Regions from separate parts of the Homo sapiens genome. Here region 2 is linked to region 1. A link is an interaction called in ENCODE POLR2A ChIA-PET data of the cell type or tissue named here. Cell type or tissue: PC-9. All regions are shown on one strand. Each heading gives the region's core, and the rest is flanking DNA. Links, peaks and the distances in the headings are about the cores only.

Evidence for each region. Peaks named below come from ENCODE experiments on the same cell type or tissue, not always from the same donor. Only the 100,000 strongest peaks of a DNase experiment are listed, where the experiment ranks them.
Region 2: POLR2A ChIA-PET joins it to region 1 with 11 read pairs; 1 of 35 experiments calls an interaction of 5 or more read pairs at or near these places.

Annotation. Positions count from the first base shown.
Region 1 is chr1:115,664,895-115,672,912 of GRCh38, reverse strand. The region is part of intron 4 of VANGL1 (VANGL planar cell polarity protein 1); the gene reads right to left. Among named protein-coding and RNA genes, the nearest start is that of VANGL1, 27 kb to the right of the region's middle. RefSeq lists an enhancer at 973-1,527. In PC-9, for the core only: no CTCF peak of the experiment used is centred there; DNase peaks (open chromatin) are centred at 1,282, 1,892 and 3,692; H3K4me3 peaks cover 2,171 bases; H3K27ac peaks cover 4,494 bases.
Region 2 is chr1:116,128,371-116,136,388 of GRCh38, reverse strand. It overlaps MAB21L3 (mab-21 like 3), which reads right to left. Exons shown (of 8, transcript NM_152367.3): 8 at 1-3,257. The coding sequence ends at 3,024. Among named protein-coding and RNA genes, the nearest start is that of MAB21L3, 21 kb to the right of the region's middle. In PC-9, for the core only: a CTCF peak has its summit at 2,078; a DNase peak (open chromatin) is centred at 4,327.

The DNA of each region.
Region 1 (8,018 bases), core at 1,223-6,222:
TTGGAGATAAATGACTTCAGTCTGACAGTCAGGTACATTTGTGGCAATATTTGTGTGAGTCCCAGAGAAGAGAATATAATTAGCCCCTGGACGCTGAACGCCACCGCCTTCACTGACAACCAGGCACATGAGTGTTTATATCTCCTGGCCCTTCTGCCTTTTAATTAAAATGTTTGTCTCACAGCTGCATTTGGGAAGTTAGCTTACACAAGTCCCATAGATAACAGGCAATGATCACCTTGGAACTTGAGAAGGACAAAGAGGGACAAAAACTGGAATTAGCTCATGTTTACTGACAGGTCTGGTTTAAACTGCACAACAAAGGCCTGGACTTGGTTGGACTTTCAAGATAGAGGGGGAGATCCACAGGTTTCTGCTTGAGGTCTTGAGACACAGGAGACTGACCATCCCGCAAAGGGAAACAGATCAGAGGCTCTGTGTGGCTGCTGAGGCCCATGGGAAGGCTCTTCCTCGGGCCACCTGGATTCACTCGTGCCTCGGGCCTGCTGGTGCCTCAGCTACACAAAAGCTTCGGCAGCCAAATTCTTTGAACCAATATCGGAAGGCTGGAAAGCGTACCTGGCTTTTGGTTTGAAATTCAAGCTGTGGACAAGCCCTGCAGGGTATCCCCACTGAAAGATGAACATGCAGATTGGCAGCCTAGGATATCTAATCCCAGAGCGCCAAGGAAGTGGAATCAGCAGGACTTGGGAATCACAGAATGATCTCCAAAGTGCAGTGTGCAGGACACCCAGAGCACTTCTCCATGAGTCCCTAATAATACAAATAAAACTATACCCAGAGCATGCCCGGAGGACACCATTCTCTATCAACACTGGGAGGAGTTTGTGAGAACCAGAAGTAGCTAATAGCTCATGCAATTACCTGGATCTTCTGGTCTCAGCAACTAAGCAATACAAGGTTGTCAACATATGCACCCCTCCTGGGCTTAACACCACGACCCAGTGGCAGTTCTGAGTGCAGAGACACACTGCTGGTCTCCTCCTGAGGAGCTGAGCCAGTTATGGATGAAGCCCTCTGGCTGCCTTCCCCACAGCACAGCGATGCTGGCAGACCTCCCCTACTGGGGCACCTAGGAGACACGCTTCCCTACAAGTGAGGGGCTTGGCTCTGCCACAGTCTGCCTGGGGAGCATGCAGCCCTGCTTGTAGGCCGCGGCACAAACCTCGCCATGCTGCCATTTCCTTACACAGTCCAACCTGCACTGCGCCTCCCCTGCCTGGGATGGGAACTTTGCTCTCTCCACGTCTTAAATTACAGTGATGAATCACACCAAGATAAACAGCAGAGGCATGGGGATCAAAGACAGCAGCCTGCTTAGGGTGCTCTAAGAAAAAGATTTAGATATGGACTCGAAACACCTCCACTCCACCCAGGATGCTGGACTGCCTCGCCTTCCTCCTGAGTAAGCAGGAAGGAGCGCACCATGAAAAGTCTGGAGTCTGAGGCTCCCGGCCTGCCCAAGTGGATCCCGGCTCCCCGAAACCTGGGCTGGAGCAGAGTTGAGTGGCGGCTTTGCAGCCAGGGAAAGGAGGCCGCAGGCTGTTCACCCACCTGAGTGCTCGCGCCCCTCCACTTTCACACCGTGTCAAGTCACACCCAGCCACTTGTGGTGAGTGTGGAGAATACGGGACCTGGCCTGCAGCAAGAATCCTCCAGGGAAACCAACAGCACAGCATTCAGGGAGTGTGACCCATCTCCCAGGGGCCAGGGGCCCTCAGGAGACCATGAAAACCAGCTTCACCTTTGCCAGCTCCTTTTCCTGTGAGTCCTCTGGGCTCCGGGCGCAAGGCTGTGGGCAGACGCCGTGCGAGGGAAGCCATCCCAGCTGTAGCCGCTGGCAGGAGGCAGCTGAATAAACACAGGGCTTCAGTGTGCAGCACCTTACACTCTCATTAAAGCCACTTTTAACAGGCACCACAGCACCAAACCACAAACGGCAGCTCCACTCCCGCCTTCAAAATTCTCCCACAGCAAAGCATGGCCTGAGCAAAACCCTCCACGCTCTATGTTTCAGCCCTTACTTGTTCTTGTCCTTTGCTTTGCTATGGAGTGGAGCTAAGGACTGGCAAAATATCTTTATTAAAAAGTAATTACAGGAGTACAAAAACACACATTTCTAAAAATGAGATGGTATATGAACCCACAATCGTAGGAACATGAGCCAAAACCACTGATGGTCATTTAAGAATTTTCCCAACGTTGCAGCCACTGGCTCTGGGCTCTCAGAGACCGTTGGTGCTCATCGTGAACATGGGATGGAGGGCGTGGCCCAGCATGAGAGACATGCCTACCAGTAATGTAATCACTGGCTTGGACATTACTTGACCCAGAATTACAAACATAAGATTTCAAAAGGAGCTGGAAATATCCTGGAATTACTGGAGTAACTTTAACATCCCTAGAAGACTCTCCCTTTGTCACTTAAAACTAGAAAATCAAAGTGCAATCCAGAGAAGCAAGGCCCCCTTGCAAGCTGGGAGGATGCATGCATGAGCTGGAGAGAGGACAAGATGAGCTCTATTCAACAGGTCAAAAGTCTTTGGGGTCACAAGTCTCCAGTGTATGTAATATTCCTGTCTCAGCTCAGGCTGCTGTATCAAAATGCTACAGCCTAGGTAGCTTAAACAACAGAAATTTATTTTCTTACAGTTCTGGAGGTTGGGGGTCCAAGATCAACGTTCTAGCCAACCTGGTTCCTATTGAGGGCTCTCTTCTGGGCTTACAGATGGCCACCTTCTTTCTGGGGCCTCACACAGCCTTTTCTAAGGGTGTGTGCAGAGACAGAGCAAGCTCTCTGGTATCTGTTCTTGTAAGGATGCCAGTCCTATGGGATCAGGGCCCCACACTATGACTACATTTAACCTCAATTACTTCCTTAGGGGCTCCATCTCCAAATATGCCACACTGGAGGTTAGGGCTTCCACATATGAATTTGGGGGGACCACAAACATTCAGTCCATAACACTTCCTTGAATATAATCACAATTGACAATGTGACAATCATAAACTTCCATTGCTTGAAAAGCAATCCAAGGATCATTTCTTCTAAAGCACAGGTGGTTCTGTGATTCGTTACCACATCTTTGATTAAAAGATCTGTATTAGTCCATTTTTATGCTGCTGATAAAGACATACCCAAGACTGGGTAATTTATATAGAAAAAGAGGTTTAATGGACTCACAGTTCCATGTGGCTGGGGAGGCCTCACAATCATGGCAGAAGGCAAAAGGCACATCTTACATGGCACATCTTACAGACAACGAAGAAAATGAGAGCCACCTTTTATAAGGTTTCCTCTTATAAAACGATCAGATCTTGTGAGACTTACTCACTACCACAGGAACAGTATGGGGGAAATCGCCCCCGTGATTCAATGAACTCCCACTGGGTCCCTCCCACAACATGTGGGAATTATGGGAGCTATAATTCAAGATGAGATTTGGGTGGGGACACAAAATCAAGGTCTATGGTCAGTGTCAATTTATAAGCTACTCTCTCTCAGTCTCAATGAATGAAGCATTTTTTACCCCAAAACTTTGACCCTGAAGCTTAAAAACCCAAACAGTTAAAACCTGCTGGCTGAATTAGGTACAAGGGAGCTTCAGCAATATAAATATCCTATAGAATGGGTCACTGTGGAAAGCTTCCCAGAGTGCTGAGTCATACCTGCTTTTGTGGTTTCTCTGTCTCCCTCCTTGTTGATGACTATCAGCTATCATTTTTCATTGATGTTCATATACCTCCTTAAAGCAGCACTTTTTCCCCTCAAAATATATTACTTCTGGGCTTTTTAAGATGTAGAAATCAATAATTAAATTTGTTAGAACTATATGCAAAATGAGAATAAACAGACTCTGAGAAAGACAGCCCGAGGTGGTTGTGGGGGTCTGTGACATTGAACTTAACATCCTAGTAGCCTCTGTCTTGTGTCGTCCTCTCTCCTTAAATGTGGGATAGGGCTGTGGCTTGCTTTCACCAAGAGAATGCAGTGGAAATACTACTGGGACAGTTCCAGGCCCAGACCTTAAAAGGCCTGGGAGCTTCTGCTTTTGTGCTCCTGGGAGCCCTGAGCTGCCATTTAAGAAGTCTAGCAACCCTAATGAGGAAACAACAAGGAGAGGCCATGAGAAGGAGAGAATATACAGGAAAAGAAGGAGGAGAGAATACACAGGAAAAAAAAGTCAGCCTCAGCTGACTCACCATGTGAGTATAATCACACAGGACCATGGGCAGGATCAGCTAAAGAACCTCCTGGCTGAGCCCAATCCATGCTGCAGAATTGTGAGAAATACTGAATTGGTTGTTTTAAACTACTAAGTGGTGAGGTAGTTGTTACACAACAATAGATAAAATATATTTTCTTTGAGACATGTGAAGTATAGGAAGTTAAAAAGGTCTGACCAAAGGCTCAAACCTACTGCTATGACTTTAAGGACCAGGCTTTGTCAACTGAGTGAATAAAATAACCAGTGGAGCTAAGGAATGGACCTCAGAGTGCAAGCCATCTTGACAATCCTGCACATTCTCTCTGTTCCAGCCCTAAGCTCTGTGTTAAGTGAAACAGGATAATGTATACAAAAATATCTGGCACCGAGGCTGGCACATGGGAAACACTCAAAAAATGCTTCTGGGTTTGTTCATGTGTTCCTAAAGCAGTGACGTGAACATGCAACTATCTATTCAGAGGTAGTATGGTGAAATGGGTAAGATCATTCTGGAACCAGAGAGCCTGGGCTCAAATCCTGGTTCCCACAATTACAAAGTGTGGGGCCTTAGACTTACCTAACTCTCCCACGCCTCGGTTTGCTCATCTGAAAAGGAGGCTACCAGAACCTACCTCACATGATTGTTGTGAAAACTGAGTTGCACATTAAAAGATCAGAAGGTACCTGGCTCCCAGTAAGACTATGTAATTGTTTATTGTTAAGGTTTTCTTTATCTGTCTCTGTTGTTCTACCATTTCACATTCAACCAGTCAATTACACTAGTGCCTGTGCACCAGTATTCACACTTATTTCCCTTTAGAGGTTTCAAAACTGAAAAATGATTAAGATAATTGAATGCCAATTTTTAGGCTCTTCTATTCTTCTGGGTTTCTCCTCAAATAAAGTCATATCAACAGTCATTAGTCTCTGGTAACATCCTGGAAAAGTTAGCAACTTATTGTGAGAACGGGGCCAAGAAAAGTGACGAGCAAGGTGTGTATGGAAAATGACAAAGCGACTGTGTGAGACACCAGGACGCTGTAGAAAGTGCGGTGGGGTAAGCGGTGTGATGCACAGGAAGGTGCTGATTCCCTGTGACCTTGAGCAGGTCCCTTACCCTGGGGGTTGGGGACCTCAACTGTAAGAGGGGACACCTCTACCCCACCTGCTCTGACCTCTGACAGGGCAGCAAGGAGGGGTAAATGAGTCCAAACCTATGAAAAGCTTTTCATAACTCCTAGGGCACTGGGCAGAGGTTAGGAAGTATCTCAATCTATTTATGGTATCTTACTTTCTGCAACAACTTTTTACATTTTTGAAAGTTTTCAAATAAGCCCAAAACTTCATTCCTGCCAACAAGCAGGGCCACAGCAAGCACCTTTTATGAACTAATGAGAAGCCTATTTTCTTTAAGAAACTAAAGAGTAGACATTCTTTAGACAACTCTCAAAAATAGCTCAGTCAATTCGATAAAATCATCTTTGAAAACATAAAAAAGAACTCACCATCGCTTGGCACCTAAGCCCAATAGGGTGCTGCCACGGTGAAGGCTTTACATAAAGGGAGAGCCAACAGCCTGTGATTCTGCTGGGTCTAATGGAGACCTGCTATTCTGATTTCCGAGGCTTGCTTTGTCTATTCCCGCTCCCTCTTCCCTCCTGTCTGTTTCTACACTTTACAAAAGGCCTTAGAAGTTGTATTTCTGGCCTAGTAACTCTTCCAGCCACTGCTGGGTTCAGACCAGATTTAGCCCAAGGATCGGCAGGTGACCAGGCCCACACAATGCCAGGAGGAAAGGTGCCAAGCCTGCTCCAGCTCTGGCAGACTGGCTGACACTTGGGCATCTGGCTCTCCCTGAGGGCTCCATTTGTCAGTAAAGATGTCCCTCTTTCCCCAGCCATTCTTTCCACCTCCTAACTCAGGCTCTCCACGAGAGGGACAAAGGGGGCCTTATTAAAGGCAGGGAGAGGAGGAACACCAATGGTCCTAAAAAGAAGCCGAAAGGATGAGGCTGGGGACCACCTCAAAACGCTCTCCCCAGGGCAGATGGGCACTTGCCACCTTTCAGTTCTCCCTGGGGAGCTGGGGTGACTGACTTGAGTTTTTTAAAGCCTGGACAGTTGTTGGTCATGGTAAGAGCAGACTGAAAGGTTTGCAGCAAGCCTGGGAGCCATGCAGCACAATCAGTCTGGCTTCTCCCATCCAGCTCTGCCCTGACCAGCAGAGCTGTGTGGTGGGAGGCGAGGGCTGCTGCTAATCATGCTTTCTGAACACGCCACAGGCATACTTTCCTCGGGCTGTTTGGTTTGTCCCCTCTCCACTCCCACTCAGATGCAGTGTGCAGCTCAACCAGTCGTACAGGGAGGAGCGATGTGGGAGCCCATGGGGGTAAGTCGGTCCCACCACCCTGCATGACCTATGGTGAGAAGATGCCCTGCCCTTTCCCACCTACACAGGTGGAATTCACACCAACTAGGGCTAAGGGCCAAAAAACAAAACCACCATAGACCTCACTCCTGGCCAGTGTCTTGGCTACTTACATATACAGAGTTCCAAATATCACTCATCTCCACTGAGACCACAGCCGGATTTTTCTCTACCACTTTAACTGCAGCAAAACCTGTTCTGAGACAGACTGTCTCCTGCTCGGCTTTATTGCTGCCACAATCTGAAATTCTCTGTCCTCCTGTGTTCCTATCACCTATACCCCCAGGCCTGTTTCTGCACCTGTCCACCAGACAGCGGTGCACTGGTCTCTTTCCAAGTGACTGTGAGTGCCACAGGTGCTGAGATAGAGCTCTGAAGGCAGCCAGCCTGGTGTGTCCAGGGCTCTGCACACAGCAGATGTTTAACACAAAACTGCTGGTCATTCCCTGATGCAAAACATGGGAAAAGAAAGCCTTCTGAGATGAATATGCAGCAAAGCGGTGACCTACTTGTCTTCAGAGCCCTACAGGCATCTGTGAAGGACTCTAAACCCCAGATTTTTGGTGCACAGACATGTGACTTGGACACCAGTTTCCACCAAGGATCAGTTAGGGTGGCAGCAACCTTGAACGCTAGATCATCCCGTTCTCGTAGCACAAGCCAAGCCAGAGGAATGGAGGAGGGTACACACCAACATGAAGATGGTTTGGCAGCATGGCCTGACTCCAAATACAGGCTGAGCCACCTTCCTGGAGCCCAGCCAAATCTATGACAAAGCCGATTGTTCTGATACCCACTAAGGTGTGCCCTTGCTGATTCTGGCTGCTCTGCCAGCTACATGATCACAGCAGTAATAGCTGCAATGAACTAAGTGCCTACCCTGCCCCAAGCAGGCTACACACATCAGCATATACTGCCTAAGGAGGCAGAGAGCCTGGGAGAGGGTAAAGGCTTTGAAGTCAAATGTCCCAGGCTCTGCATTCACCCAGAGAACATCTCAGTGCAAGCCATGCTCCATGCCAGGCACTGAGGATGTAATGAGGTATAAGGGTGGCCCCTGGCCTCAGGGAGTTCATAGTCTGTGGAAGAAAACAGATGGAAAAATAGGCCACTAACCACAAAGTGAGAGATGCCATTATGGGGGCATTCACTCAGCCCTGGCCTCATGACATCTGAGTGAATCCTAAATGAGGCTAGCCATATGTTTTTGTGCAAATTACTTAAATCCCCTAAGCCCTAGTTTCTTCATCTGTGACACAGGGATTAATAATACCTAGGTCACGGGGTTCTATGAAGACTAAATACACAATCTATATATAAAGTGCTTACCTTGAAGCAAATAAAATGATGGTAATCACTCTT
Region 2 (8,018 bases), core at 1,952-6,951, 460 kb before region 1:
TCTCTTTGAAGCAATTGTGAATGGGAGTTCACTCATGATTTGGCTCTCTGTCTGTTATTGGTGTATAAGAATGCTTGTGATTTTTGTACTTTGATTTTGTATCCTGAGACTTTGCTGAAGTTGCTTATCAGCTTAAGGAGATTTTGGGCTGAGACAATGGGGTTTTCTAGATATACAATCATGTTGTCTGCAAACAGGGACAATTTGACTTCCTCTTTTCCTAATTGAATACCCTTTATTTCCTTCTCCTGCCTAATTGCCCTGGCCAGAACTTCCAACACTATGTTGAATAGGAGTGGTGAGAGAGGGCATCCCTGTCTTGTGCCAGTTTTCAAAGGGAATGCTTCCAGTTTTTGCCCATTCAGTATGATATTGCCTGTGGGTTTGTCATAGATAGCTCTTATTATTTTGAAATACGTCCCATCAATACCTAATTTATTGAGAGTTTTTAGCATGAAGGTTGTTGAATTTTGTCAAAGGCCTTTTCTGCATCTATTGAGATAATCATGTGGTTTTTGTCTTTGGTTCTGTTTATATGCTGGATTACATTTATTGATTTGCGTATATTGAACCAGCCTTGCATCCCAGGGATGAAGCCCACTTGATCATGGTGGATAAGCTTTTTGATGTGCTGCTGGATTCGGTTTGCCAGAATTTTACTGAGGATTTTTGCATCAATGTTCAACAAGGATATTGGTCTAAAATTCTCTTTTTTAGTTGTGTCTCTGCCCGGCTTTGGTATCAGGATGATGCTGGCCTCATAAAATGAGTTAGGGAGGATTCCCTCTTTTTCAATTGATTGGAATAGTTTCAGAAGGAATGGTACTAGTTCCTCCTTGTACCTCTGGTAGAATTCGGCTGTGAATCCATCTGGTCCTGGACTCTTTTTGGTTGGTAAGCTATTGATTATTGCCACAATTTCAGATCCTGTTATTGGTCTATTCAGAGATTCAACTTCTTCCTGGTTTAGTCTTGGGAGAGTGTATGTGTTGAGGAATTTATCCATTTCTTCTAGATTTTCTAGTTTATTTGCGTAGAGGAGTTTGTAGTATTCTCTGATGGTAGTTTGTATTTCTGTGGGATCGGTGGTGATATCCCCTTTATCATTTTTTATTGCATCTATTTGATTCTTCTCTCTTTTTTTCTTTATTAGTCTTGCTAGCAGTCTATCAATTTTGTTGATCCTTTCAAAAAACCAGCTCCTGGATCTATTAATTTTTTGAAGGGTTTTTTGTGTCTCTATTTCCTTCAGTTCTGCTCTGATTTTAGTTATTTCTTGCCTTCTGCTAGCTTTTGAATGTGTTTGCTCTTGCTTTTCTAGTTCTTTTAATTGTGATGTTAGGGTGTCAATTTTGGATCTTTCCTGCCGTTTACAGTACTTTTGAAAAGTAATCATTTTCATTTTCAAATGTGAATTTTCATGAAAACAAAATCAGTAGTTCATGCTTTAGAAATTTATCTTTGGTATAGACATTTGGGCAAAAACATTCAAAAGTAATAAAGGAGCCCCTTGAGTTGAGAAGCATTACATAAACGCCAGAAAAAAACCATTGATCTCACCGAGAACTCCTAGAATTCCTGATCGGTTGTGCCACACAGAATATGTTGCCTTGTGGGCCTCTGTGAAATTCCAAATGGGTGGCTCAAGAGCACTCAGTGCCCAGCTCCTGTGTGAGTCCCCAGACCTTCTTCATGCAGTTACCAGAACAATTGTTTAAAATGCAGTCAGATCGTGATACTCTTCTGCTTCTGGAGAGGCCAAATGTCACACCTTTGATCTTAGAATAAAATACTGATTCCTTCCTGGCTTTACAAGGCCAGGTGCTCTGACTCATGCCAGCCCCACCATGCCTGCCTTTGGTCACTTTTCCTTCCCCTTCAGCTATTTGCATTTTCATCCTTCGGGGACCTTTCTGTGGACTCTACTTCAACATTCTGTTTATTTCCTTTGAAGCACTTGCTTCCATCTGTAATAACTGTGCGTGTTTATCTGTCGTTCATTTCTTGTCTCCACCATTAGGTGGCATCCCCAGGGGGAGGTCCTCATCCACTTTGCTCTTTGCTGTGTTCCCGGTGCCTAATGAGCATTATTTGTCAATGAGTGAGTGAGTGAATGAAGTGAGCAAAGGAACACACTGAGCAGTGACAGACACCTAAGGTCACTCCATGCAGATCATAGTACTAGGTTATTTACATAAATATATAAGGAAGTTCCATCCATGGCCCATGGCATGGGAAGCAAAGAGAGGGCTATGGTTGGGATCAGGCCAAGAGTTGTACTTTCATCTTTGACTTACACTTATCATCAAAACCATTCCCCTCCCTGCTTAGAGAATACCAGCGAAGCAGACAGAACATCAGGAGCCACTGACCCACATGCTAAGGAAGCTGGAGGGCAGCAAGGAAGCACAGGCTCACTAACTCATCAGGTGCAATTTTGCGTCAGTGCTGTGGGTACCGATCCAGGATGCAAACACCAGCTACTCAACCAACCAGGAACACTTTGTGTTGATCCAATGCCTTCCCCTTGAAAAGGCGCCAGCACAGTTTCATAGGCACACAGCCCTGCTCAGAGGTAGGCACGTTAACATTCCCATTTTACAAATGGCAGGAGAATGTGCCCATGATCAGTGGGCTGGGCACAGTATTGGCCAGCAGGCTCATGTCCAGACTTCCAGGGGTTCTGTCTCCATCTTCACTGTGAGACGATCACAGCCTGAACAAGGGAAACTAAGTTCAGAACTGTCACCAGTTCCAAATCTGTGCCTGGGGAAGCCTGATGAGAGCTGTCTCCAGGAGAATTAGCTAGGGCAGAAATGCTTGCTGGGCTCCAGGGAGGCCTGGGCCAGACATCCTGGGGCACAGTTTTCCCCCTGCTGAAGTGTTTCTGGTTTGATGTAATTTCCGCTGCCATTCGTGGCCTTTCTCCTAGGCAGGATCCTGGCACCTGACTGAGGAACCATCCAAAGAACAATGTTAAGCCAGAATAAAATGTCCAAGAGCCTCCCAGGCCGGGGCAACCATCAGGGCGGGCCGATCTGGGGGTTCTTCAGGAAGGTGGCCAGCTTTTGGGCCACAGTGTCCAGTTCAGTCGGGTTGGTGCACTGAAAGAGGTTGCTGTTCCGGACGAAATAGTGTTTCAGGAAGTGCTGGCTCACGCACTTGTGCAGTTTCCTCACCAGGCGCAGAAATGCTTTGCTGAAGACCTGCCAGTCTTTAAAGTGGGGATATTTCTCGCAGGTCCAAAAGAGCACAGTCTGTGGAAGGGAGAAGTGCTGTCAGACATTGTTTCGGGCAATTGAGGAGGATAGCTTGGAAACAATTATTGAGCTTATGTGGCCTTGGAAGGAGGGAGAAAAGAGTTGCCTGGGCAGACTGGATCTACCATGAATTCACAATCCCCAACTTCAGGTGGGCCTTCAGTTTACCAGCTGGTCTCCCGCACCTCTTCCCTAATCTATTCCCTCACTCTCCTCCAACATTTCCAATGTTCACTAATCCAGGCAATGTCTTTGCCTCCTACTTTACGGGGAAAATGGAACCCCTCATCCTCCCAAACCAGACAGATCTTGCCTACTGCGGCACCCACCTCTCTTCCTCCCTGCTTCTGCCTCTTCTGCCTGTGGGGCTGATCCCTCCACAGGGCCCTGGATCCCATCTTCCAGGAACTGTATATGACTGATTACCCTCTTCCTCAACTGCTTTTCACAAGTTGAGAGCTCTCCTGCAACCCCAACCCCACATCTGCCTCCTGCCCTCACTCTTCCCTCTGCAAATCCAGGCTTCTCTGGAGAGTCGGCTCTATTATTTGTGGTCATTTCCTCTCCTCCCATTTCTTGCCTCAGTCTGCTCCAATATGGATTCTTCTCTCATTAATCCTCAAAGGCTCCTCTCGTCAAGGCCCAGTGATCTCCACTTTTCTAAATCTAATAGGCCTTTGTCAGCCTGCACCTTACCTGACCTTTCAGCAGACCTGGTTCTCTCGCCCACACCCTCCCTCCTGAGCCATCCTTCACTTGACTTCCAAGCAATCTGCTCTCTGGGTTTTTTCTCCTAGCATTACAGCGCCTCCCTGGCAGGCTTTTACTCCTTGGCCTGCCTTTGAGAAGTGGAGTTTCTGGAGGCTCAATTCTAGGCCCTCTTCTCCTCTCAGTCTACATTCATTCCTCAGCTCTATGTTGCCTCCACCACAGCAGCTCTAATTCTCACTACATATGAATGACTTGCAAATTTGTGTCTCCAGCCCAGACTTCTCCTCTGACCTGCTTATCGTGTATCTCTTGAGTATCTGAAAGTTATCTCAGTCCCAACATGCCCAAACTGAACCCCTGCTCTTCCTGCACAAACCTGATCTGCCTCCAGAGTTGCTTAACTAGCTAGTTGTGCAACACGAAAACCTAGGAGTCGCCCTTCTCCCTTACCGTCCCCAGTCAAGTCCTGTAATCCTCTTGTCTAAGTATTTCTCGAGTCTACCCATTTACCTTCACCTCCAGTATTATTCTACCATCCCCCTCCACACTGCCTCCACATCTCACTGGACCTCTGCAGTAGCGATCTCATCAGCCCATCCCTGTTCTTGCCACCATCCAAATTATCACCATCCATACTGCTGCCAATATACATCTACTTCCCTTCTCATCTAAAATACTTCAAGGTCCCATCCTGGCTAACACGGTGAAACCCCATCTCTACTAAAAATACAAAAAATTAGCCAGGCGTGGTGGCGGGTGCCTGTAGTCCCAGCTACTTGGGAGGCTAAGGCAGGAGAATGGCGTGAACCCAGAAGGTGGAGCTTGCAGTGAGCCAAGATCATGCCGCTGCACTCCAGCCTGGGCAACAAAGCGAGACTCCGTCTCAAAAACAAAAAAAAAATTAATAAAATAAAATACTTCAAGGTCTTCCCATTGTTTGTTAGCTAAAAACATCATCCTTAATGTGGTGTGGTTTATAAGGTTTGGTCCCTGCCTTCCTTTCCAGACTCATCTTGACCTGTGTCCTCCCTTGCTCTCTTCATGTAGCCACACCAGCCATTTCATGCTCCCTTCTACCACAGAGCCTTTGCACATCCTGCTTCGGCTGCATAGGGCACACTTCTTTCCCTTCTTTGTCCATCAGATCAAATTTCCCTAGTACACCCATTGCACACTCTCTTAGTCATGTACTTCTCATAAGAAGCAGCGACAACAGTAGTAGTTTTTATATTTATGTGATTAATTTTATCATTTCCCCTACTGGATTATAAACTTTATGAGAGCAGTGAATGATGCCTATTTTTATTCACTATTAAGCTACCCAGTACCCAGCAAAGGCTAGCCCATGAGAGGAAGTTAATAAACATTTATTGAATAAGTGAATTAATGAATTATCCATTAATGTTATGGTTTAGATATTGGGTTATTTTTATACAGTCTTTATTTTTTAGAGCAGTTGTAAGTTCATAGCAACTATGTATTTAGATTACGTTATTATGAATAAATGAGTTAGAGATAATTTCATGCAAGCGAAGATAACCTAGATACCAGAAAAAATGTTAATTCCTCTTGTTAATTAAGCTTTTATCTCCCTAAGCAAACTGGGGCAGTTAAGCTCATTATAAGCAAGCCAATGTATTTTGAGTGGGTTTTAGGAATAAATAAGGCAATAAAAGATAAGCTTTTGCTTCACATGAAATAGTCTTGGGGCAGAGCCTTTTTGGGGAGAAGGTGAGGGCCTTGTAAGAGAGTGTCAGACTTAAGGTGAGGCAAGGCTGAGTGCCACAGCTTCCTAATGCTGTTTTGCAACCCAACCTCTTCCACTTTCCTCAAAATGAAGATTTGGCAAGGATCCAGCACACTCAAGTCATCATCTGGGATGGTGTCTAGCACCACATTTATCACCAGCCACATTCATTTCAAGGGCAGGGATGCCTAAATGGGAGATAATTCTGTCTGTGGACTAAGGATGGAAGACCAGAGAAAAAGGCAGTTAGCACTTTCTGTTTATCTTACTCCAGAAATAGCCCACTTAAAAAAAATGCCCATCCTTGAGGATGCCCTATTGTGCCACACAGGTGGGTCAGGGAGGATTGAAACAGAGAATCCTTAAGGAGTTGCCTTAAAATCCACCAGGTGACTTAGGAGCCATCAGAATAGAAGTCAGCCCTTGTGGGGAGTACAGATTTGCAAGCAGCCATGGCTGGGAGATCCATGGTGGCCCCATTCAATCCTGCCTGAAATATTCATGTCACCGAATGGTATTTCCATCCATCTTAATTGAGAGGTAATGAAGTCAATCGTTAAGGTTATGAGGTTTTGATATGAGATAGACTTGAGTTTGCGTCTCAGCTCTGCCTCTTCTAGTGTGGCCTGTATAAAGGAAAGCAAGAGAAGCTAAATCCACAGAAAGAATCAAAGTATCTTCTGCAAGCACATGCCCTCCATCCAGGAGAACAGCCTGCGTGTTTTTAGGGAAGTGTGCTTGGGACACGTTGAGAATGTTGGAACTCCAGAGAAAAGCCCCAGTGCATGTGAATGAGATGTTAACAGATTCTTCCGCAGGTCAAAATGGACAGGTTATTGGAAAGATAAGAAGGTGAAGCAAGGTTAGTGATTTTGTGCGAAAAAAAGAGAAAAGTTGAGTAAGATGTGAAGCCACTCATTCATTTGCTCAACAAATATTTAATGCGCTACTATGTACAAAGCATTGGGAGAGATAATGGGGGTTTTGTTCACCTTCTCCCAATGAATAAGAACATCGAGTTAGGTCAGCATGCCAGCTGGACAAGATCAATGTGGTATCTGTCCTTCAATAAGTTACTTTAGAGCAGACAGAGTAACATGGGGCTGGAAGACAGTTTTGTCCATCGAATGAGAGAAGGAAGAGGTATGTGAGGAAGGCACCTCACAGATAGGTGACTGCCCCAGGGACTTGTGCTTACCTGAGTAGAAAGGGAGTCCATCCTTTCTGGGGCCAGGGAGGAGGGCTGAAGCTAGGCTTCACAGCCCACACTAGCTAGGCTGGGCTGGGGTGTCCTGCAAGAGTCTCCTACCTCCCTACTCCAGCAGGCTGCACAGAGCTGCTACATGAGAGTACACTTCACTCTGTGTGGTTCACAATTTGAGAAAGAGGGAGTCGGGAGGGTGGTCAAAGGCCCCCTCTCCAGGGAGGCCCCCTGACTGCCCAGTCCAGGTCAGGCTCTGCTGCTCTGAGCCTTCACAGAGCCATACTCCTCCCTTTCCAGTGCTTCCTCACTGTGTGATTGTACACGCACCCACTGGCTTGCCTGACCCATGTCTATCTCCCATGCTAGACCAGAAGTGCCATGAGTGAGGAAACACATCTGTGTCTGTTCACCTTTGTGCCTGCAGAGGTTGAGCCCACAGCAGGTACTGGGGCAGGCCTCTGGCCCAGAGTAATCTCAATAAACACTTGCTGAATGAGTGAGTGAAGGCATGAATGAATGTGTACTGTTGGGTTTAGGGCAAGGAGAGGCAGGGGCTGGCAGAGCAAGGGAAGATCCTTGCCTGGTGATTTGGACCCTGGAAAGAAGTGTGTGGCACTACGTGTGTGGTAACCTCTGTGTTGCATTTCCTGGTCCCCTCTGTGTTAGTGGGTCTGTGTGCATGAGGAGGTGTGCGTAGGCTGCAGTGGGTTTAAAGACTGGCGCAAACATAAAGCCATCAAAGTGTGAGGCACAAACCACATTTTGTGATTCATTTCTGAACCTCAGCAGGGTTTCTGGCACCTAGTGAGCACTCAGGTTGGTTTGGTGGGTAAAATAAAAGTGAGAGGGGAGGAAAAGTGGGATAGAAGAGAATTGGAAAAGGGAAGGGAGGGAGGAAATTTTACCCTGGGCAGGGGTGTTGTGGACTCCCATATGGTGCTAGTTTACATATTTCCATAATACGTAGTAATTTGTTGGATGGCAAATATAGATACTAGAACCTCATCCTGAATTTTTCACACATGCTACCCCTTCTGAGTGGCTCTGGCCAGGCCCTACAGAGGCCACAGGAAGAATGACCTATCCAAAGCTGCCC